Regions from separate parts of the Mus musculus genome. Here all the other regions are linked to region 1. A link is a loop called in an ENCODE intact Hi-C map of the cell type or tissue named here. Cell type or tissue: heart. All regions are shown on one strand.

Evidence for each region. Peaks named below come from ENCODE experiments on the same cell type or tissue, not always from the same donor. Only the 100,000 strongest peaks of a DNase experiment are listed, where the experiment ranks them.
Region 2: a loop joins it to region 1, with 4 times the contacts of the local background. A loop is called at or near these places in 11 of 42 quality-filtered maps.
Region 3: a loop joins it to region 1, with 4 times the contacts of the local background. A loop is called at or near these places in 10 of 42 quality-filtered maps.

The regions. Positions count from the first base shown.
Region 1 is chr6:24,344,685-24,352,684 of GRCm38, forward strand. No RefSeq gene overlaps it. Among named protein-coding and RNA genes, the nearest start is that of Iqub, 170 kb to the right of the region's middle. In heart, a CTCF peak has its summit at 6,416 (motif pointing left); a DNase peak (open chromatin) is centred at 3,627.
Region 2 is chr6:23,481,510-23,489,509 of GRCm38, forward strand. The region is part of intron 8 of Cadps2 (Ca2+-dependent activator protein for secretion 2); the gene reads right to left. Among named protein-coding and RNA genes, the nearest start is that of Gm38775, 86 kb to the right of the region's middle. In heart, no CTCF peak of the experiment used is centred here; no DNase peak of the experiment used is centred here.
Region 3 is chr6:23,753,947-23,761,946 of GRCm38, forward strand. All of the region lies in intron 1 of Cadps2 (Ca2+-dependent activator protein for secretion 2), which reads right to left. Among named protein-coding and RNA genes, the nearest start is that of Cadps2, 81 kb to the right of the region's middle. In heart, a CTCF peak has its summit at 4,497 (motif pointing right); no DNase peak of the experiment used is centred here.

The sequences.
Region 1 (8,000 bases):
TTAAGTTTAAAATGGGGTGGGGGGAGACAGATCTCTGAATCTTTTGCAATGTTAAAAAAGAAAAAGAAAATTAGATCTTCTTGCTATCTCCTAAGAATCAAGGACCTGGGGTCATGGGATGTTAATTCGTAGGACAATCAAAGGAGAACCTGGAGTAAATGACTGGATTGATATATAATATAAAGACTGGGCTTATGATCTGTCTAAAGATCTCCAGAGAAAGCAGGACAAAGAGAAATCAATCCAGAAAGCTGTCTGGAGCAGAATGTAGGTTATCGGCTTCGACCCAGGATCTGACTTGGGAGGCCTTTGTTTCCCTGTCCTCAAACACCCCTTTTCTCAGAACCCCTCTCCAAGCTGAGGCTGCTCCTTGGCTTTTACTACTTCTCTCCCATTCCCTGCCTAATGTCTCTAGCTGCCCTAGGCGTACCTTGATCATGCAGAACTCTTACACTCAACATCTTTTGTTCTCTTCTTCTCAAAACTTAGCAGTCCAGTTCCCCATTCTTAGCACTCTGTGTTTCCAGATTTAAAATTTTATATTTTAATCTTAAAGGGAATTATTATTGGAGACAATATCAGACATCCATATAGGTTATACCAATATTACTTTTTAAAATCACAAAATGGATTGAATATCCAAAAGATTAGTTATTGGGCTTGTTATTATTCAGATTATACTATAGTTTTAGGTTACTAAACCTAAGTGTGGTAGGAAATGTTTTATTTTACCTTAAAATATGATGAATATAATTAATTTTTTTCAACCAAGCAGCCAACTTGACCTTTCTTAAACATTTAAACTTAAATGATACCTGTCAGCATACTGCCTATAACTCAGTCTGCCCACTTAAAAAGAAATTCAGCTTGGCTTCCTTTTCAGATGTTCATTGCATTTTACACAGTTGCCAGCTGTGTTAGAAAAGTGCTTGCAACTGTGACAAAACACCTAGGAGAACATTTATAAATAAAGGTTCATCTTGGTTCAGTCTCGGGGGTTTTGCTCTGTGGTTAGCCATTGTTTTCAGGCCTACAGCAAGGCAGGCGCTTCATGGAGGGAAAAACAAACAAACAGATAAACAAACACCAAGAATAATAACAACAGAACGTGGTGAAGGTTCTTTACTTCACAACAGCCAGAAAGCAAAGAAGGGAAAGAGAAAAGAAGTGGCCAACGACAATATGTGTTGTAGGGCATATCCCCAGCGATGTCCTTCCTTCTAAAACTCTGAAGAAATATTTAAGACATTGAACACCTATTAAGTAATTCGCCTATAGAACTAACCTCCGTTTACTCATGCAAGGGCTTCAGATCAAAGTGAAGTGAAGCTATAAACACCAGTAACAAACATAAGCCAGTCACAGTCAACATAAACATAATAGGACTTCCAGATTGTTTAAAAAAAATAGCCCTTCCAAGAACTGTAAGTAGTTTTCTGCTACAATTATCTTTCAGAAATCTAAACAAGCAACTTCTGTTTCACTGTAGAATAAACAGTGCTTTTTGGTGTGTACTTAATTAAGAAAGCTATGATCTTAGAAAACAAAGCATATTTAATTTAAAGAGAAAATAAAGTAGCTTGGGGAAGTTTATGGGTACTCATAAGTCCTAAGTGTAAATAATCAGTAATAAACATTTCCAACGGTGTCTCCTTCCCTGTCTCAGGAACTCGTTACTTAGAAATAAACGCTTAGTGATAATTCTGTTGTCTTCACTATGACAAGACCCTGAGTGAAATAATTTATTCTGTATACTGCCAAAGTGACTGCAGAGCACATTTAAACAGAGGAAAGAATCATTTTGACTCTTGGTTTCAACTCCTGAGAGGTGGCTCTGTTGTCCTCAGACTGTGTGAAGGCAAAAAGCATGTAGCTATCAGAGCTGCTCACCTGCGGCGGCCCGGGAAGCACAGAGAAACAAAGAAAGGACTAAGAGAGTGTAGGGCCACTCCAGTGATTCACTCCTCTAAGACACAGAGAAAACAGCCATGAAACTGTAAATCAATGCAATTATCTGTTTGTTACCAGAGGTCTTGGGATTCAACCTTTTGATTATTGGATCCAACAGCTAAAGAAGACATTTTTTTGTTACTGGGGACTAGACCTTGGAAAGAGTCACCAAGGTTAATACATGAAAAACAGCTAGTAGGCAGAAAGGTTATAAACAGCTCCCCTACCTAGGCTCCTTTGGGGGAACTGAGCATGTGCAAGCAAAGTCCTTGCCATATACAAATGGGCAGAGGTGGTGCTATCTAAGTGGAAACAGCACTAAGTGGTTCATATCAAAGTGGATCAAAATAGTATGGGCTCCAGGCTCTGATCACAAACCTGTCTCCATTTCCAGCCTGGGAGTGTTTCTCCTTAATAATAAGCAGGCTCCTTTTCTGTACTATTCACTCCGAGACTTAGGAAGCCAAGCGTTATATAGCAGGTGACCTGTGAACTCAGATCTGTATCATTGTCTTTAAAACCCGAGTCTCCAGTTTTGATTCATCAAGTGGCCTTCCAACATTGATCTGTCTTTGTAAAAATAATTTACTATACTATACATTATTTGCTTGCCTGTTAACATGGGCTTCTAATTGGCTTCTTGGCCATTGTTGTTAGAAATTAACCATTTTAAAATGTAAAATCTTTAATACTTGGACAAACTGAAAAACATACGACTTTTTGAATGTGTAAAAGAAAAGATTTGGTGATCAGAATCCAAAATGCTCTCCCTCTCCTTATCTCCTCCCACCCCCGCCATCTCTCTCTCTCTCTCTCTCTCCCTTTCTGTCTCTCTCTCCCTCTCTGTCTCTCTCTCCCCCTCTGTCTTTCTCTATCTTCCTTTCTCCTTCCTTCCCTCCCTCTCTCCTCCCCTCTCTCCTCCTTTCCATCCTATGTCCCTCCCTCTTTCCCTCCCTCTCTCCCCTCTCCCCTCCTTCTCAACCTTAGTTCTCCCTCCCCCTTGCCTTCCCTCCTCTGACTTCTAGCCATTTCCCAGTTACTTCAGCATTTTAACTTTCAAAATAAAACATGTTGACTTCCATCTCTTCCACCTACATATTTAGAATTAATTTATACTGTCCTAGATTCATGTTAGAAAGGATAAATAGCTCACATGTTTACATGAATGTTTTAAGAGAGTAAATTTGTGGTCCACTTAACTTGACTCAAAGGCAGCATTCTAGAGAGGAAAATGAACAACAGTCAACCAGTAAGGCAGAGAGCACCTCCCACAACCCCTGTGTCTGCAATAACAAGGATTCTGTAAAATGAAGAGATGTCAGCTTCCACAGCACAAACAGGGATTATATCTGGGGCACAAAGCCAGATTCCTCCTGGGGAGACAGAACGCGCTTAATCTGTAACCCCTTTACACATAACTCCGAAAACCTATGGCCAGTCATCTTTTAAAAAATTAAGGAATTTGAAGCCACATGATATTTTAATGGTTAGCTAAGCCAATTGCTTAACATTTCTCAGGAGAAAAGGCTTTGTCAGAGGCTTCAGGGTCTGCCTTGGTCGGAAAAACAAAATGAGAACAACTTGAGGTTAAAGGTCTTAGCTTTGATTCACAATTCTAGAGTCAGGCCGGAGGAGGTCAAAGAACTCTAGGCTGGGGAGGCGGTGTTTACAGCTAGCAAATGGAAATGAGATGGAAAAGTGCTGTTGAGAGCACTGGTTCCTGTTGAGCCCCGACCTCATTTGAGTCAGTTGGCTGCCCGCGCTACTTCCGCTACTTCCGGGAGCTCGCTAGCATTAATCAGCGGGGAGACACAGCTGTCTGGAGACACAGCTGTCTGATGTAAAAGCACCCTTCCGCCCTGAAGCATTTATAGTTGCAGTACATGCTAAGCCAGGTTAGCAGTCCTCAGGGAAGGACTCCTCTGCCCAAATGCAAATTAATCCAGCAGCTTCTATCACTCTGTCTCCTAGGAGTAATCTAGAACTATGCAACTGTCTGTCCAGGGCTTTCTATAGGCCCGCCTTCCTTCCTACAATAATGTTTACAAAGGCATGACGCTCCTTCCGTTCATACTCATGATTCCATCCCTTCGAAGCACTTTAACCACATTTAAATAATGGACTTAAGTAAGCATAATTGACCTTAAATTAGCTGCTGTTGTCGTCAAATTGTCAGCATTGTCCCCAGTCTTTCTAAGAAGTCAATATATTGAGTTTCCCTGCTGTTTGCGGGTCATGCATCTAGCTGTTAGGGGTAGAGGGAAAGACATCACAACACTGTCTACGCTGTTGAGCAACAAATTCCAACAGCTGGAAAAAATGTGGAAATGCACTAAGCCATCCCAATTGACAAGACTAAAAAAATAAAATCTCCCACAAGAAAGAGCTGAGAAACAAGCTAACAAGGACCCTTTCTTTACCCTTAGAGATTTATTTTTAAGTTATTTGTTTTTGTTTTGTTTTGTTTGTTGTTTGTTTAAAAAAGGCTTCTGGAGAATCGCTATCTTGTGGCAAAATTTGAACAAGCATTTCTTCGTTTTAATATCTTACTCAAAGAATCTTCTCCATACCAGGTAAATATTTGGTGAAAAATGGCTTCTGTGCGTGTGCAAATGGAGTTGATAACAGTCTTCCAAAGTGCCTTTTGATACCTTTAGAATAAACGAAATATAGGTTATCATTTAAACGGCACTAAAGATTGTAATTTTATTTGGGAAATGGGTTCGTTTCTTACCCTTTCCTTCTACAAATAAGATTTAATTAGCCCACTCCATTCATCAAAAATAAAGTAGAGCATGGGAGAACAAGCAGAGGGCAAGTTGTTTGCTGGGACGACTCAGTGCACACGTTCTGTGATGGGTAACCGTAAAACTTTAAAGTACAACCCTTTTTTTGTATGTGTGTTTGTACTAGGGTAAACTAATGTCTGAGTCAAATTGGTGTCAAATGTATTGAAGTCAGTAGGAGTTAAGGAGTAATTTCCTTACTGGTTAACTACGCGCCACCTTAGCATCTCCATATGTTAACAATGCATTGTCAGCAGCATGGGAGACCTTCTTGTAAGAACCCCTGGCTAGGTGCAAGCTACTCTTTCTTGCCTCTTTAGGACAGAATTGTCTGTCGAAGCTGCTTCATCCGATTGATTGGTAGCTGTGGCCTTTAAGTTTGGAAATGTTTTGAATATCCTCTTCTTCCTCAGTGGTTGTAATTGTAAATTTTAGGAACACAGGAGAACTGAGTGAATGTCAACGTAATAGACAAAGGACCCATGGGAGAATCCAACAAGGACTGCTTTGGGAACTTTGTGGAGAGGATGATAGTGGAGCTCATTCCTAAGGAATGGGTTCTTCTGTAAAGAACAGAATCGAGAAAAAAAAAAAAAAAGAATGGAGGAAGGGACTCGCAAGAATAGGAAATGTCTGGGCATAGTCGGAATTATAAGGGGATATTATTATTAATATTATTATTATTATTAGCAGGTTTATTGTATTGGGAAGCTGCTCTCAGGCCAGAAAGAGTTTACTGGCCCCAAGGACCAAGGTTAGGGAAGTGAGCATGGGGAAAGGGGGTGTGGGGTAGAGAAGGGAGAAAGAGAAAGGGCACACATGCAGAGGTAGAAGAGAAGGGGAGAGTCTTTCTTAATAACACTGTTTGGAAGCAGCTCAAGATGTGTCACTAAAGAGAGTATTGTATTTGAAACTCACATCGATGTTAAAAGACATTTTGATCACCTTTCATCCATATCTGAAAGCATTGTTGAAAATAAATAAATAAAAGAGGAATAAAGAAGAAAATAACCACAAACAGGAAGTCATTCGGCTCCAGAAATGTGTGTGGAGCTTTGGGGATGAGCCTTCTGGGTTCCCCGGTGGTGAGAGCCACCACAGTCCCTGGACATGCTCGGGAGAAAGTGTGGGAAGGTCTTTGGCTGCCTTCATCCTCTGAAATGGAGCTGATAACTCTCTGAAATGCGGTAATAATGGCAAATTAGTCTGTCTTGTTCCAAGTGATTTCAATATTATTTGGAGAGTTTTCAAATGCTTTTGAATTAAGAGAATGATTGCTACCCTGAATTTTAGGAGCTTTCAGAAAACTTGAAATACTTGTATTATTTTATAGCTGAAGTACTTTAAATCTTCCAGAATGTTATTTTATAAATGCTTGTATATATCAAAGTCTAAGTAAATGCTTAAACGGCGTTAGAGCCTCGATTTCTTCATTTTAGAAGGAATCAATGCGGACTACATATATAAATCATATATATTTTAAATGTCTAATAGCAGCGAATTATTATTGCATATTAGATTGTTATAATTAAATCTTATGGGGGGAACAATCCTTACAGCGTATGAATGTCACCATATGGAGAACTAAGTCTCAGCGCTGATCCCATTATAACTGGCTAGGTAGTGAGAGGGGAGGCTAAGCTATGCACAGTGCCTCAATCCTGACCTCTAGAGGCTGTTCTGAAAAACTGCAGAAGGCTACACCGTCGCAACAGCTGGGACTGTATTGTATAAAATCTCTCTATATGCACTAACCTGTCCCAGGTCACAGCAAGCACACAAGGGAATTATCTTATTGTAAACAAGATATTATTCTAGAAAGGAGAATTCCAAGCAGTTTTCATTATAATACAATCCTTAATTCCAGATGACTGGAATTTCTAACCTACTCAATTAGTATTTTATATGTTCCAGGCTCTAGAAGGAATGACAATTCATCATTTTCTTATTTCATCTTTGATGATAATTGGAAAGACCCTAAATTTTCCTTAATCTAACATGCAGGACTCATATCGAAATCTTCTCCCATTTTCACGTGTCCAATACAAGCCCTTTCTTGGAGAGCGCCGATTGACTTTAAAGATTGTGTACCACTGAGGGACATGATTGACTCGTGGTACTTCATGAAATTTCTCACCTTTAGATCCATAACATGGCAAAACACCAGCCTATAAATTGTAGCTAATTAAGTCAGTTTGCTCACCAACTAATTACTGGGATTTAATGAACATGAAGAAGTGTTACTCAGATCTTAGAGATCGTCCTTACAGTTGTGTCTCACGGACACCTGTGCGTATAGCCTGAAGATAACCTGCGTGCCACATTCTCTGTGCACAGGCTCTATGACTGTGACCCATCATATAAGGTCATGCTTCAGATGTCCCCGTTCTGTCTCATCAGCACCGAGCACACTTCAGACTCTAGAGTACTTCAGATTTCAGATGAACGATGGTCAACCTATATGGCTTACATGTTTTATTTTCAAGACGTCATCATTGACTTACCGGCACAGACACTTAATATAAGCCACTTTCCTTTTATCGCTTATGTTTAAAATATTTATTTACTTGTAAAAGTATTTCTGTCGTTTTATCTTTTTAAACTTGCTAATAAAGTTGTAAAAATAGTAAAGAGTTGTAAAATATTTTATAAAAAAGACTGTAATGTAAAGTGAATAAGTAAAAAGAATTAAATTTAATTTTAAAAGCTAAAAAAAAAACATGAAAACTAACATTAGTTATAAGGGATAGAGAAATGACTGAGCAGGTAAAGACTCAGCCAAGTGTGACAACATGAGTTTAATCCTGGGACCCACATAACAGAAGGAGAGAATCAACTCTCTCCCTTCTATCATCCTTTACCTCCACAAGCAGTGTGCCCTGCATGTGTGCCAACAACACACAATACTTAGATATATGTATCTTAAAGTCTCCACTGTTTAAAAGCAGACTCTATCACCAGTTAGGAGTGTAAGCCTGCAGACATGTCTGGATTGCTTACACTAGATTAGCCTCTGGGCATGCAAAAGAGAGTTTATCTTGCTGGATTAATTTAGGTGGGAAGACAAAAACCACACCTTTGATGGGGGCTCAATATTGCACAAACAAATGAAAGTTAAGGTGAGCAGCAGCAATGTTTCCTGCTTCCAGACTGTAGATTCAAAGTGACCAGTTGCTTCAAGCTCTTGCTACCAGGGCTTCCCCATCATAGTGGACTATCCCTAAATGTGTGCACCAAAACAGATTCTCCCTTCATCTGCTTTTG
Region 2 (8,000 bases), 860 kb before region 1:
TTCTATGATGGTTCAGCTAAAGGTATATGCCATCCAATCGCCTTACACACTCCTCTTTGCACACACAAAAGCGTGTTCCTCCTAGTCTATTTTTTGTCTCCTTTGACAGAAGAGATGGTGGCTTCAGTATGCATGGATTGCGTTCTTTCACCTCTCTTGCCTTTGGCTGCGGCCATGTGTTTGGCTTCTAGTTGGTATGACTTCTTCCTCACCAACCCTGCTGTGTTCAGATTCCCCACACACTCTGCGAATCCTGATGGCAGCCACCCTGCTCTGGTGCATGCAGTGCTCATCTCCTCCTGTAAAGGTCCAGGACTCCTCTGTCTCTGGCTGACAGCTATTGTGCTACTTAATTTATTATTTCCTAAGGGTTTTTTAGTCTATTTAAATATGGTAGAACTAATTTGACAAAAAAAAAAAAGTCTGAAACACAGTATGGCTATTTCATGAATTCAAGGACCACAGCAGTAGAAATTAAGCAAAGGAATTTTATTGATTTCATGAAAATACTATAGAAAAACCTCGCTGTTAGAATCTCTCTCCCTCCCAGATGTAGCTGTCTCTTGTGAGACTATTCCGGGGCCTAGCAAACACAGAAGTGGATGCTCACAGTCAGCTAATGGATGGATCACAGGGCTCCCAATGGAGGAGCTAGAGAAAGTACCCAAGGAGCTAAAGGGATCTGCAACCCTATAGGTGGAACAACATTATGAACTAACCAGTACCCCAGAGCTCTTGACTCTAGCTGCATATGTACCAAAAGATGGCCTAGTCGGCCATCACTGGAAAGAGAGGCCCATTGGACACGCAAACTTTATATGCCCCAGTACAGGGGAACGCCAGGGCCAAAAAGGGGGAGTGGGTGGGTAGGGGAGTGGGGGTGGGTGGGTATGGGGGACTTTTGGTATAGCATTGGTAATGTAAATGAGCTAAATACCTAATAAAAAATGGGAAAAAAAAAGAATCTCCCTCCCTTGAAGAACTTATGAGCAGTGGTTACATAATACATTATTTTTACACTTAAATATTAAACTAACATGCACTTTGGTTTTTTTCCTTTTTTATTAGATATTTTCTTCACTTACATTTCAAACGCTATCCACAAAGTCCCCAATAGATGACTGTGAGCATACCCTTCTGTATTTGCCAGGCACTGGCATAGCCTCACAAGAGATACCTATGTAAGGGTCCTGTCAGAAAAGCTTTCTGGCATATGCAATAGTGTCTGGGTTTGGTGGTTATATATAAGATAAATTCCCTGGTTGGGCAGTATCTGGATGGTCCTTCCTTCATCTCAGTTCTGAAATTTGTCTCTGTAACTCCTTCCATGGGTATTTTATTCCCCATTCTAAGAAGGAACGAAGTATCCACACTTTGGTCTTCCTTCGCCTTGAGTTTCATGTGTTTTGCAAATTGTATCTTGGGTATTCTAAGCTTCTGGGCTAATATCTACTTATCAGTGAGTACATATCATGTGTGTTCTTTTGTGATTCGGTTACCTCACTCAGGATGATACCCTCCAGGTCCATCCATTTGGCTAGGAATTTCATAAATTCATTCTTTTTAATAGCTGAGTAGTACTCCATTGTGTAAATGTACCACATTTTCTGTATCCATTCCTCTGTTGAAGGACATCTGGGTTCTTTCCAGCTTCTGGCTATTATAAATAAGGCTGCTATGAACATAGTGGAGCATGTGTCCTTCATACCGGTTGGGACATCTTCTGGATATATGCCCAGAAGAGGTATTGCTGGATCCTCCGGTAGTACTATGTCCAATTTTCTGAGGAACCGCCAGACTGATTTCCAGAGTGGTTGTACAAGCCTGCAATCCCACCAACAATGGAGGAGTGTTCCTCTTTCTCCACATCCTCGCCAGCATCTGCTGTCACCTGAATTTTTGGTCTTAGCCATTCTGACTGGTGTGAGATGGAATCTCAGGGTTGTCTTGATTTGCATTTCCTGATGATTAAGGATGTTGAACATTTTTTCAGGTGCTTCTCAGCCATTCAGTATTCCTCAGTTGAGAATTCTTTGTTGAGCTCTGTACTCCATTTTTTAATAGGGTTATTTGACTTTTTAGAGTCCATCTTCTTGAGTTCTTTGTGTACATTGTATATTAGTCCCCTATTGGATTTAGGATGGGTAAAGATCCTTTCCCAATCTATTTTTGGCCTTTTTGTCTTATTGACAGTGGCTTTTGCCTTACAGAAGCCTAGCAATTTTATGAGGTCCCATGTGTCGATTCTCGATCTTACAGCACAAGCCATTGCTGTCCTGTATAGGAATTTTCCCCCTCTGCCCATATCTTCGAGGCTTTTCCCCACTTTCTCCTCTATAAGTTTCACTGTCTTTGGTGTTCTGTAGAGTTCCTTGATCCGCTTAGATTTGAGCTTTTTACAAAGAAATAAGAATGGATCAGTTCTCATTCTCTACGTGATAACCGCCAGTTATGCCAGCACCATTTGTTGAAAATGCTGTCTTTTTTCAACTAGACAGTTTTAGCTCCTTTGTCAAAGATCAAGTGACCATAGGTGTGTGGGTTCATTTCTGGATCTTCAACTCTATTCCATTGATCTACCTGTCTGTTGCTGTACCAGTACTGTGCAGTTTTATCACAATTGCTCTGTAGTACAGCTTGAGGTCAGGCATGGTGATTCCCCCAGAGGTTCTTTTATCATTGAGAAGAGTTTCTGCTATCTTAGGTTTATTGTTATTCCAAATGAATTTGCAAATTGCCCTTTCTAACTCAGTGAAGAATTGAGTTGGAATTTTGATGGGGATTGCATTGAATCTGTGGATTGCTTTTGGCAAGATAGGCACTTTTACTATATTAATTCTGCCAACCCCTGAGCGTGGCAGATCTTTCTATCTTCTGAGATCTTCTTCGATTTCTTTCTTCAGAGACTTGAAGTTGTTATCATACAGATCTTTTACTTCCTTAGTTAGAGTCATGCCAAGGTATTTTATATTATTTGTGACAATTGTTAAGGGTGTTGTTTCCCTAATTTCTTTCTCAGCCTGTTTATTCTTTGTGTAGAGAAAAGCCACTGATTTGTTTGAGTTAGTTTTATATCCAGCTACTGCACTGAAGCTGTTTATCAAGTTTAAGAGTTCTCTGGTGGAATTTTTAGGATCACTTATATATACTATCATATCATCTGCAAATAGTGATATTTTGACTTCTTCCTTTCCAATTTGTATCCTCTTGATATGCTTTTGTTGTCTAATTGCTCTGGCTAGGACTTCGAGTACTATATTGAATAGGTAGGGAGAAAGTGCCTTGTCTAGTCCCTGATTTTAGTGGGATTGCTTCCAACTTCTCTCCATTTACTTTGATGTTGGCTACTGGTTTGCTGTAGATTGCTTTCATTATGTTTAGGTATGGGCCTTGAATTCCTGATCTTTCCAAGACTTTTATCATGAATGGGTATTTGATTTTGTCAAATGTTTTCTCAGCATCTAACGAGATGATCATGTGGTTTTTGTCTTTGAGTTTGTTTATATAGTGGATTATATTGATAGATTTCTGTATATTAAACAATCTCTGGAATGAAGACTACTTGACCATGATCGTTTTGATGTGTTCGTGGATTCAGTTAGCAAGAATTGTATTGAGTCTTTTTGCATCGATATTCATAAGGGAAATTGGTCTGAAGTTCTCTTTCTTTGTTGGGTCTTTATGTGGTTTAGGTATCAGAGTAATTGTGGCTTCATAGAATGAATTGGGTAGAGTACCTTCTCTTTCTATTTTGTGGAATAGTTTGAGGAAAATTGAAATTATGTCTTCTTTGAAGGTCTGATAAAACTCTGTACTAAACCCATCTGGTCCTGGGCTTTTTTTAGTTGGGAGACTATTAAAGATTGCTTCTATTTCTTTAGGGGATATGGGAGTGTTTAGGTCATTAATCTGATCCTGATTTAACTTTGGTACCTGGTATCTGTCTAGAAATTTGCCCATTTCATCCAGGTTTTTCAGTTTTTTTGAGTATAGCCTTTTGTAGTAGGATCTGATGATGTTTTGGATTTCCTCATGTTCTGTTGGTACGTCTGCCTTTTCATTTCTGATTTTGTTAATTAGGATACATTCCCTGTGCCATCTAGTTAGTCTGGCTAAGGGTTCATCTATCTTGTTGATTTTCTCAAAAAACTAGCTCCTGTTTTGGTTGATTCTTTGAATAGTTTTTTGTTTGTTTGTTTCCACTTGGTTTATTTCAGCCCTGAGTTTAAATATTTCCTGCCATCTTTTTGGGTGTGTTGGGGTATCCAGAACTCGCTGATGGTATCAAGTGGTCTTGGTCTCTGCTAGTAAGATTCTTTTGTTTTTTTTTTTTTAAATTTATTCATTTATTATATGTAAGTACACTGTACCTGTCTTCAGACACTCCAGAAGATGGCGCCAGATCTCGTTATGGGTGGGTATGAGCCACCATGTGGTTGCTGGGAATTGAACTCAGGACCTTTGGAAGAACAGTCAGTGCTCTTAACTGCTGAGCCATCTCTCCAGCCCTGTTAGTAAGATTATTACATTTGCCTTTTGCCATCTGGTAATCTCTCGTGATAGATGTTCTAGCTTTCTCTGGCTGGAGCTTTCTCCTCCTGTGATTCTGTTAGCCTCTGTTAGCACACCTGGGAGTCCAACTCTCTCCTGAGTCCCAGTGGTCTGAGCACTCTCTGTAGGCAAGTTCTCTTCTTGCAGGGAAGGTGCACAGAAATCTGGAGCTCAGATCCACCTCCTGAGTCCTGGGGCCAGAGCCCTCACTAGAGGTCTACTCTCCTCTGGCAGGGAAGGTGCCCAGGGATCTGGGTCTCAGCTCTGCCTCCTGGCTGAGGATGAAGGCCTGTCCAAGAAGCTCTGTTGCTTCTGCGACCACTGTGCTCTCCTGTATAGACTGGTCTCAGTGATCCCAAGATCCTTGGTGTGCTAGGGCCCACCAAGTTCGTGCCCAAGATGGCGCGGGGATGGATGCTGGTTGGGTGGATTTCCTGTGTCCCTGTTCCTGCTGGCACAAGACTCTCCAGGTTGTTTTGGAACAGATGTTGCGTTCCACTCACCAGTGATCCCAAGATCCTGGGTGTGCTAGGGCACTGGCAGTGTGGAGAGGTCTCTGGGGACCTTGGGACCCTTCGGTGAGTTCTAATATACACTTTGACTCACAGAAAATGTTGGTAAAACTTTAGCCTATAGTTGAAGACTATTTCACAGGAATGGCCCAGCTATAAATGTTGAAAGATAGTAGATATTAGAAACTTAGTTTTCCCATCAAATGTTAGCAAGAAGCTTTTAAAAAATACTCAATAAGTAAGCCTTGTAGAGAATACTAACTTAATGTTTTGAAAAAATATGTAATTTTATAATACAGTCTTTAGACTTATAGGCATAAAAATAAATATTCTAAAGAAACATCACTCTTCTGTGGCAAAATTATCTTGAGAGAAATGACAAAAATTATATTGTGGTGGTACCTATTAGACAGTACTAAATTTTAGAGGTTATATCTGATTAGTCAAGCTATATTTTTAGTTGGAACATAAAATAATTAAAAGCATAATTTCTGTATTATGTTCTTTCTTAGTAGAGGAAACGGTCATCTATGTGTTAATGACCTTTCCATGACAAAACATCTGAACTAATCAACTTAAAGGACTAAAGATCTATTCTAGTTCATAGTTTCAGACCATAGTCACGTGGCCTCATTGTTTTTGGTCATGTGGTAAGACAGTACACCGTGGTGGGGAATGCATACCATATCACACCAGATCACCTCTTGGAAGTCAGGAAGCAACGGGATCAGGCGAACAAAGAAGCAGCCAAGGAGAAGATGGGCCCTTTGGGGACAGATCCCCAATGACTTACTCCTCCCAAGTGGCCCTATTCCTATGCTTTCTACCATACATCATTCTAATGAACCCATCAGTGCTTTAATATACTAATGAACACAGAGCTCTCATGATCTAATAAGGACTGCCCCAATGCTTCATTTCTCACTCCTATTGTACTGGTCACCTAGTCTCTATTTTAGGAGCCTTTTTGGGAATATTACAAAATGAAGCCACGGCCATTTACCCCACAACTATTAGTGGCTAGGCAAATTTGAATGCTATATTTAAACATAGCTGCAGGATAAGGTTCCTAACTTCTAGAAATGATATGGAAAGTGACTCCGTAGGAAAGCATGCTCCAGAGGACAGATATATCCTGCTCACAACAACACAAGCTTTAAAAAACAAAACAACAAAGCTGATTCAAAGGAGAGCAAGCTGGGAGAAGAGGGATATGCTGAGGTGGAGAAGGGGTGGGGCAGGCCTCTGTAGAGATGGCCTTTTATAGGGACCTCATGGAAGAGAGAGTACATGAGGGTCAGCACTCTGCCGTCCCGGCAATGGCAAGGAGCTTTTGGAGCTTTAATCACAACAGCGCTAATCTCTCTCAGTAATTATTTTTATAAAATATTTATATCATAAAATTAGGATATTCAATTACATGAATGCCTTGGGTGCCATGGTAACAACAAAATAAAAGTCACTTAGCCATTAAATATTGAGTAAGCTGTTCAAGCTTATGGATGCCTCCTTAAGTGAAGAACTTAATAAAACTACAGGATAAAACAGAAAAATACTGAAGATGCCATTAAAAATCACGCTACTGGACTTGAGAACCTAGTGATCAACTATGTATCACACGAGTGGACAGATTTTAAAACATTTATAATTAACGTTCAGTGTTAATAATAACATATTCATGAAAATGGGAGAGAATTTAAGTGAATTTAAGTGAATTTAAGACCCAGGAGGGTCCCCACATGTTCAGTGGGGAAAGGGAGCGAGAAGTGGGGTAAGGGTTGTGGGATCAGGTGATCCAGATGGGGGCAGTTAGCAGGATGTCAAGTGAATAGGTAAAAAATTAAATTAAATGAAAACCACCAATCCTGTCTTTAGTGTCTAACAGTAGCAGTGCTATCCAGAACACTAGGAGCCTCCCTGCACTCCCCTAGTGTACTGCATGTAGTAGCTACTGCCTGTCTGCTGACATCGTGGCCAGTTCTACCATTGCCACTTTGCTGCTGAGAAAACCGATTTGCGAAGAGATTTATACATTTCCCAGAATTCTTAGGCTAACTGTAAGGCTCAGGTTCCTGAGACCAGAAGACATCTTAAACATTAACTGTCTACATACTCCAGGCTTACATCCAGGAATACGATCAGAACAGATTTCTCAGAATTTTAATAAACAGATCTTAATGAATTCTAACTAAGAGAATAAATACATTTTGAGTTAAAACTATATACTATATCACAAGATATTACAGAAAATCTACAGGAGCAAGAAGAGAAATTTCCACCACTAGTTTTGTTTGATTGTTCTGTTCTGTTCAGGGTAATATCCTTCTAAAGCTCATAGGTATCCATTCTTAATACTGAGAGTATAGTCAATTGAATAATACGATTTCAGAGTTTATATATAATAAAAACTTTTCATAGCCTTATAAAAGTTAATCTGCGTAACTCCTTTGCTTTACAAGAACTCAAATTCCCAAACTGTTCCCTTGTCCCCAGAGCCCTCTGTAGCCACTGTCCATCCCATGGACGTAGAATGAATTGAGCATGTACCTACAAGGATCAAAAGGACTTATACTGCATCATACATCTCTGGGACCAAGGAGCCTTCTGTCTTTTCTAGTCCACTGTCATCTTTCAAAAACAATGAAACTGAAGCCAAAAGATGATGTAGCAGCTTACATAAGCTAGTAACGGAACTGAGACCTGACCCCCAAGTGTACTGTATCCTGACCTAGTTTGGACCATACATAACTGGTATTGTATTGCCATCCATCTGGCCACCATGCAGACACACACACAAGATGCTTAATAAAAATAAATTCTATAGGCTTTCTACCTCTTCCACAATGCTTTGGCATTAAGTAAGCCCAAGACATTTATTGGACTGATAATTAATTATTCATGCTTTCAAACTTCCAGACATCATGTCAGTGTACACCA
Region 3 (8,000 bases), 590 kb before region 1:
AATAGAACTCTGATCCCCATGTGTTTTGGTGTGTGTGTGTGTGTGTGTGTGTGTGTGTGTGTGTGTGTGTGTGTGTGTGTTTCTAGCCCCTGTGTTACTGTAAGAATGCAATATTAGAATCCAGCATCCCTTCCCTTTACAAATATTAACACGCACCCTACAGAGACATTGTCTGTGAGTCCCTAGCTAACAAACTACAAGTTGTCAGGATCTCTCACCTGGAGAACTGAGTTGACATCAAAGGTGATCTTGACCACACAACCTGTTCCCCCAACCCTTTCCCCCTTTCTGGAAATCAGAGTGCTTGGGCTGAGGAAAGATGGTCCCATACTGTGAGAGCACAATCATTGTAACAAAGGCATTTAGAGCCTATCTGAATGAACTAAGACTCCTAGCAGCTAGGCCCTGATTTTCTGTCTTCAGAGACCCTGACACACTGCCCTTACTCTCCTGAGAGCATCTCCATCATGCTGTTGCCTGTCTGTCCATGCAATTAAATAAGCCTTGTGGCTTCAAGGAACCACCTGTCAAGGTGTCTACTATTGTGTGCAAGATCTTCCAGAGGTCCCAAATCAGACCATACAAAGATCCAGTTGATTTGATAAGCTCGCGTGATTCAAGATCCAGGGTAGAGAAGGCACCTACTTTAGAAGTAGGCTTGTTAACAAAGGTTTGCTGCAGTTTCATGACACCGGGGAAGTCAGCGGATCCCTGGCGAGGAGGAGAACAGAAGCAGCTGTCTCTTCAGGAACAGTTCACATGGACAAAACAGTCTCACTGTAAAACGTTCTCACTGTTCACAGTTAGGGGATAAGCTAATTGTAAGTCACCTTGTAAGTGAAATCCTAAATAGATTCACATTTGTAATGTTTCTGCCAATCAAGAATGCAATAGTTCCTGTCAGACAATAGCCTCAGGTCAAGCAGAATTGAATCAGATTGTGCAGGATGCTAGCGGATAGCCATGAAGAATGGTTTACCTCAGCCTGACCATTTTGCTCCACCTATGGAAATACCATGCCTGATTATCAAAAACAGCTCACCCTACTCCCAGTCAACCTCCAAAAACCCATCGGTAACGTCCTGTTAGCTAACCAAGTATGGGTGCGTGTGCACACACCTGCCCCCCAGCTTCCCTAAAGGCACTCAACCTTCATCCCTTGAAATGGCTGAGGCCCCTCCCTATTCCAATGAAACAGTCTCAGCCTCTTAAGACCAAGTCTGTCTGCCTCTCTGCCTCAATTTTCTCATGGTTACCTCCAAGTACTAGTTCAAGTATTTAATTCCTAAGACCTAAAAAACCTTAATTTTTCTTTTAAATAAGACTTAAAAAGTACTTAATAGTGCAAGAAACAGAATACAAACACAATGCTGTTCATTTACAGTAAGAGAAATAGACTCTATTCAGTATGAGCACAGAGAGTAAATATGCCATTTACAATTAACTTGAACAGTGTAAAAGGCATCAAAAGAAGAGCTATCATCTCTGTGAGCATCAGAGGTACTATGAACAGGTTAGTGTACAACACTGACGCTCACCTTAGTCTCCAGACACTGACAAGTGAACAGGCCGGGTAATCAATTGCTGATTCCCATAGAGAAATGCCCAATGTCTCGCATGTATATTCATTTAGTCAACACACTTACTTGTGAAATGAATACTCATTCCACCTCAAAGCAGGGGGTGGGAACCTACCTGCTGGTTCTGCACTGAAGGAGCCTTTAGAGAACATTTCTGATCTTCCTCCTCAGGGAGAGAGGAAAGGTACTGGACCTCAGAGACTGCATTTCTAGGAAGCTCCTGGGTGGTAAGTAGCTGGCTGGCAAGCTTGTTGTTAGTGGCAGAACTCAAGACCACAAAGAAAAAAAAATTCCAAGAAGCAGCTATCATATACCTAGTGCAATAAAGTAGTATCAGATTCAAAAGGAAGAAAAATCAAGTGAACTTAGTTGTATAATGAGGGGTTGTGGGGAGAGAAAGACAATATTAGGCTGGTGAGGCAACCTAAATGGAAACTACATGCAAGGCATATAGACAAAGGGAACTGGACATTTCAAACTAGGAATACGACAAAACAGAACTCAAATGTAAATGCACAGGCATATATCAACAGACACTGAGAAGGAACAAATGAGGCAAGCACACCTTAGTGCTGAAACCCAGGCAAAGCAGCACCACAGTAGTTATAAATAATGCTACAGAAATCCTAACGCAATTAAATCTCATAAGAGGAACGCATATGAAGACAAACGTGTCCTACATAAATCTGTTGGCTTAGTAGATTAAACGACAAAGCCATACGATCAGATCAGCAAATAGTTTGAAAGGATTTATCTAAGTAATTCATCAGTGTTTGCTAACAATATGCATTAGTAAGAGAATTATTTCAAGATCCATCTAATAAAAGATAGCAAAATATATTCAGTAAAATTCTCCTTATATAATAAAGAAGCCTGCATAAAATATGGCTTAGGTTCCTATTTGATCATAAAATGGCAAGGATACATAGCATTATATGTAGTTTATAGACAATGTTACACTAACTCACAAGGAAAGAGTGCAATTAAAAAAAGATCCTTACTTGAAATTGGTGTTTATATGTAAAAGCAGAATAATCAATTTATTAAATACTATTAGAATTAGTAAGACTGGTTTGAATATAAAATCAATAAACAGTTTTAAAATACTCTTAATACCTCTCATACAAGAAAAACTTTAAGTATCTAGAGTTTCATGAAGATACGGTCTTTTAAAAGCACCCTAAGACAAGCTTAATGGTATATGCTTATAATTCCAACAGTCTGGAGGCTGAGGCAGGAGTATCATGGATTACTGCTCAACTTGGGTACATACAAAGCCCTAGAACAACCTGGCTATACAGCAAGAATGTGTTTCAAAAGGAGAGGGGAATGCAAGGGAAAGCCTAGAAGCAAACTTGAGTAAGGAGATGGTGTATTTCCTATGTAGAGGAATCTACTTGATTAAATATGAAGTGAGTCACTACTTGTCCCATACATGACAACAAAAAAATCCCTAGCTTTTAAAAACTAGTAAACATCACAGCTTAGTTTTAATGGAGAAAAAGAAATATCATAGATGTTCAGACCCCTAAGTTTTTCTCTTTCTACAGCAGCCAAACTCTCTTCTGTCCCTAGGCCCCATTCTTCCTCTTTCCTTTTCCTGGTTTGTCTTAAACCTAAGTTACCAGCATTAGCCGGCCAGTCTCGCCCACTGGATCTCAACTCTAAAACATCTCTCCTATGACTGATTTGGCTAAAGCAGAGCTGTAGGTATGCCCTGGAGATGTCTAACCTTCACACCCCAAACTGAGACTCACTGTGCCTGTGTCTACCTGCTTCTCCTCGAACACTCCGTGAGAATGGACTCCATCAGCTTCTGCACTGTATTTCTATTCATTATCTGCAGACCTGGAGTATGTCTCACTTTCAGTTCTCAAATATTTAAGTATGCATTTAACTTCTCACTATTCCCAACATGGTTAATTACACATGAATAAAATGGAATATGCAGCCATTAAAATGCTGTTGACTAATTGAGAACAGCTGTTAAAAGTGTCTGCACCAGAACACAAGGCACGGTTCTATCTCTACAGGCAGATGTCTCTGTACAGAGGACCCAGATCAGCATCCACAGACTGATGACTCTAGTCATACTGATTGTTGATTTTAAGTGATTTTTATTTATATTTATTTCATTTTTACCTTTTCAAGAAACAACTTATTTATTTCTAAAGGTATAAAATCTCCATATGCATTTGTTGTGGTTGTATATGTATCTGTGTATGTAAAGGAAATTAGTTTCTGCGCTTCTTCCGACTCCCTTTATCTTTGTCCCAATGTACATAAATTTAAAAAACAATCACAAGCAAATAAATACACCATTATATTAACAAAATATATTATATGAATACTGCCAAAAATATCATATAAATCTACTCAACTCCTTATCTCCCTGCTTCTAAAAAAATTTAGGAAATCATGGGCTGGGGATATAATTCAGTCATAAGATCATAACCTGCCTAGCACGCACAAGGCTCTAGCTTCAATATTCAGTACCACCACAAACATACACACACACACACACACACACACACAAGCACACACACACACACACACACAAACACACACGCGCGCGTGCGCCCTTTCACACACACACACACACATATTTATATACAGTTACACATACACTCATGTATATGGACACTCATGGGCGGGCAACTAATGGCCATTCAGAAGGACTACATCATTTTCAAAGTTGGAGCAATGAGACAAAATCCTCCTTAGGCTCTCACTTTGGTGGTGCACAAGGAGCAAGCAACGGGTGCCCTGATGTTATAGAATCTTATTTTAGGATTTGAGAAAATGTCATATTGCTACCATTGTGACACAAATCTTGTCGTTCCCTATGCTGGTTTCTATCAGAATCATGTATGAAAATGTGACACATACCATAAATCACAGTAGCTTCTCACCACTAGATGGCAAGCTTGTGACTTGGGAGCTCTTGCCACTAGGGTCACTAGCCTTTTAAATAGAAAACCAAGCTAAGAAAACAGAGCCACTCCAGTCATTAAAATATTGTTAATGACTTCATTAAGAAAACAAGTGCTTTGCAACCAAGCAATATGCAGCTAACAAGCAATTATCAGAGCATATATATGCTTTTCATAAAACCAAGTGGAAATACTTAAGTATTAATTCTAAAACACATAATTTATTCCCAAATTAATCTGGGAGGCAGGGTACACTCCTTATTAAAATAAACACTGAATCGTGGATGTCTCCTGGAGGGCTCATTTGCCCAATTTTGAATGAGACTTGAACAGAATGAACCTGTCCAAGGTTCAGACAATGCTTTAAGTGAGAGCGTTACCAGTCCATATTCTCAGCCCCTGCACAGATGACTAAGAACAACGAACTGAACTCTAGTTCATTTGGTTAAGTCTAGAGTTGATGCATAAACCGTGACCTTTAGAGTGGCCCTTCTCCATTTTAGGACCAAGAAGTCACCAGAACTAGCATTTCTCCACAGAGGCACATAGATAAATTTGTTTTAAAGTGAATTCTTAAAAAGACAAAAGTATGGAGAGATCAGGAATTCAAGGTCCATATCTAAACCTAATAAAAGTAATAAACAGCAAACCAATAGCCAACATCAAACTAAATGGAGAGAAATTCAAAGCAATCCAATTGAAATCTAGGACAAAACAAGGCTGCCCACTGCCCCCAACCCCCATCTATTCAATATAATACTCAAAGTCCTAGCCAGAGCAATTAGAAAACAAAAGGAGATCAAAGGGATACAAATTGGGAAGGAGAAAGTCAGGATATCACTATTTGCAGATGTTATGATAGTATACATGAACAACTCATCAAAATCTACCAAAGAGCTCCTAAAGGCGATAAACAACTTCAGTAAAGTGGATGAATATAAAATTAACTCAAACAAATCAGTAACCTTCCTTTTCCAAAGGATAAACAGGCTGAGAAAGAAATTTGCGAAACAACACCCTTCACAATAGTCACAAATAATATAAAATACCTTCGTGTAACTCTAACCAAGCAAGTGAAAGATCTGTATGACAAGTCTCTGAATAAAGAAATTGAAGAAGATCTCAGAAGATGGAAAGATCTCCCATGCTCATGGATTGGCAGGATTAATATAGTCAAAATGGCCAACTTGCCAAAAGCAATCTACAGATTCAATGAAATCCCCATCAAAATTCCAACTCATTTCTTCATAGAGTTAGAAAGAGCCATTTTCAAATTCATTTGGAATAACAAAAGTCCAGGATAGTGAAGACTATTCTCAACAATAGAAGAACTTCTGGGGGAATCACCATGTCTGACCTCAAGCTGTACTACAGAGAAATAATGATAAAAACTGTATGGTACTGGTACAGTGATAGATAGGTAGATCAATGGAATAGATTTGAAGACCCAGAAATGAACCTACACACCTATGGTCACTTGATCTTTGACATCGGAGATAAAACCATCCAGTGGAAAAGACAATATTTTCAACAGCTGATGCTGGTTCAACAGGCTGTTAGCATGATGAAGAATGCAAACTGATCCATTCTCATCTCCTTGCACAAAGCTCAAGACCAAGTGGATCAAGGACCACCACATAAAACCTGATACACTCAAACTAATAAAAGAGAAAGTAGGGAAGAGCCTTGAACACATGGGCACAGGGAAAAATTTCCTGAACAGAACACCAATGGCTTATGCTTAAAGATTAAGAATTGACAAATGGAGCCTCATAAAATTGCAAAGCTTCTGTAAGGCAAAGGCCACTGTCAACCAGACAAAACTGCAACCAAGAGATTGGGAAAAGATCTTTACCAATCCTACATCTGATAGAAGGCTAATATCCAATATATACAAAGAACTCAAGAATCCAGAGAATCAATTAACCCAATTAAAATGGGGCTCAGAGCTAAGCAAAGAATTCTGAACTGAGGAATATCAAATGGCTGAGAAGCACCTAAAGAACTGTTCAACATGCTTAGTCATCAGGGAAATGCAAATCAAAACAACCCTGAGATTCCATCTCATACTAGTCAGAATGGCTAAGATCAAAAACACAGATGACAACAGATGCTGGCGAGGATGTAGAGCAAGAGGAACACTCCTCCATTGTTGGTGGGATTGGAAACTGGTACAACCACTCTGGAGATCAGTCTGATGGTTCCTCAGAAAACTGGACATAGTACTACCTGAGGACCCAAGCTATACCACTACTGGGCATACACCCAAAAGGTGCTCCTACATAAAAACATGCATGTTCCACTATGTTCATCGCAGTCTTATTTGTAATATCCAGGATCAGGAAAGAACCCAGATGTCCCTCAACAGAGGAATGGATACAGAAAATGTGGTACATTTACACAATGGAGTACTACTCAGCTATTAAAAACAATGACTTCATGAAATTCTTAGGCAAACGAATAGAACTAAAAATTAGGTAACCCAATCACAAAAGAACACACATGGTATGTACTCACTGATAAGTGGATATTAGCTGAAAAGCTTGGAATACTCAAGGTACAATTCACAGACCACATGAAGCTCAAGAAAGAAGACCAAAGTGAGAATACTTTGGTCTTTCTTGGGGGGGGGGGGGGGCACAAAATACTCACAGGAGCGAATAGGGAGACAAAGTTTGGAGCAGAGACTGAACAAAAGGCCATTCAGAGACTACCCCACCTGGGGATCCATCCCATATAGAGTCACCAAACCCAGCCATTATTGCCAAGAAGTGCTTCCTGACAGGAATCGAATATAGCTAGCTGTCTACTGAAAGGCTCTGGCAGAGACTGACAAATACAGAGGCAGATGCTCACAGCCAACCATTGGACTGGGCACAGGGTCCCCAATGCAGGAGTTAGAGAAAGGACTGAAGGAGCTGACGGGGTTTGCAACCCCATAAGAAGAACAGTATTAACCAACAAGATCCCTCCCTTCCCCCCCCCCCAGCTCCCAGGAACTAAACCTCCAAACAAAGAGTACCAATGTAGGGACCCATGGCTCTAGCCGCATATGTAGGAAAGGATGGCCTTGTCTGGCATCAATGGGAGGAGAGGCCCTTGGTCCTGTGAAGGCTCAATGTCCCGGTGTAGAGGAATGCCAGGGTAGGGAGGTGGGAATGGGTGGGTGGGGGAGCACCCTCATAGAAAGAGGGGGTGGGGAATGGGATAGAGGGTTTGTGCAGGGAAAACTGGGAAAGGGATAACATTTGAAATGTAAATAAATAAAATATCCCATAAAAGAAAAGAAAAAAAGATGAAACAAGGCTATTTATAAACATCCACTTAAAATACGTATTCACAAATGCTAAAGACTAACTCATCATATTCTTACAACCATGAGTACAAACTATATTATGGTTATCTTTTTGTTTTCAGAAAAAGATTCTCAATATAATTAAGCATCTGCTGCTGAAAGTTCATGATGAATAGCTGACAATTTTAGAAT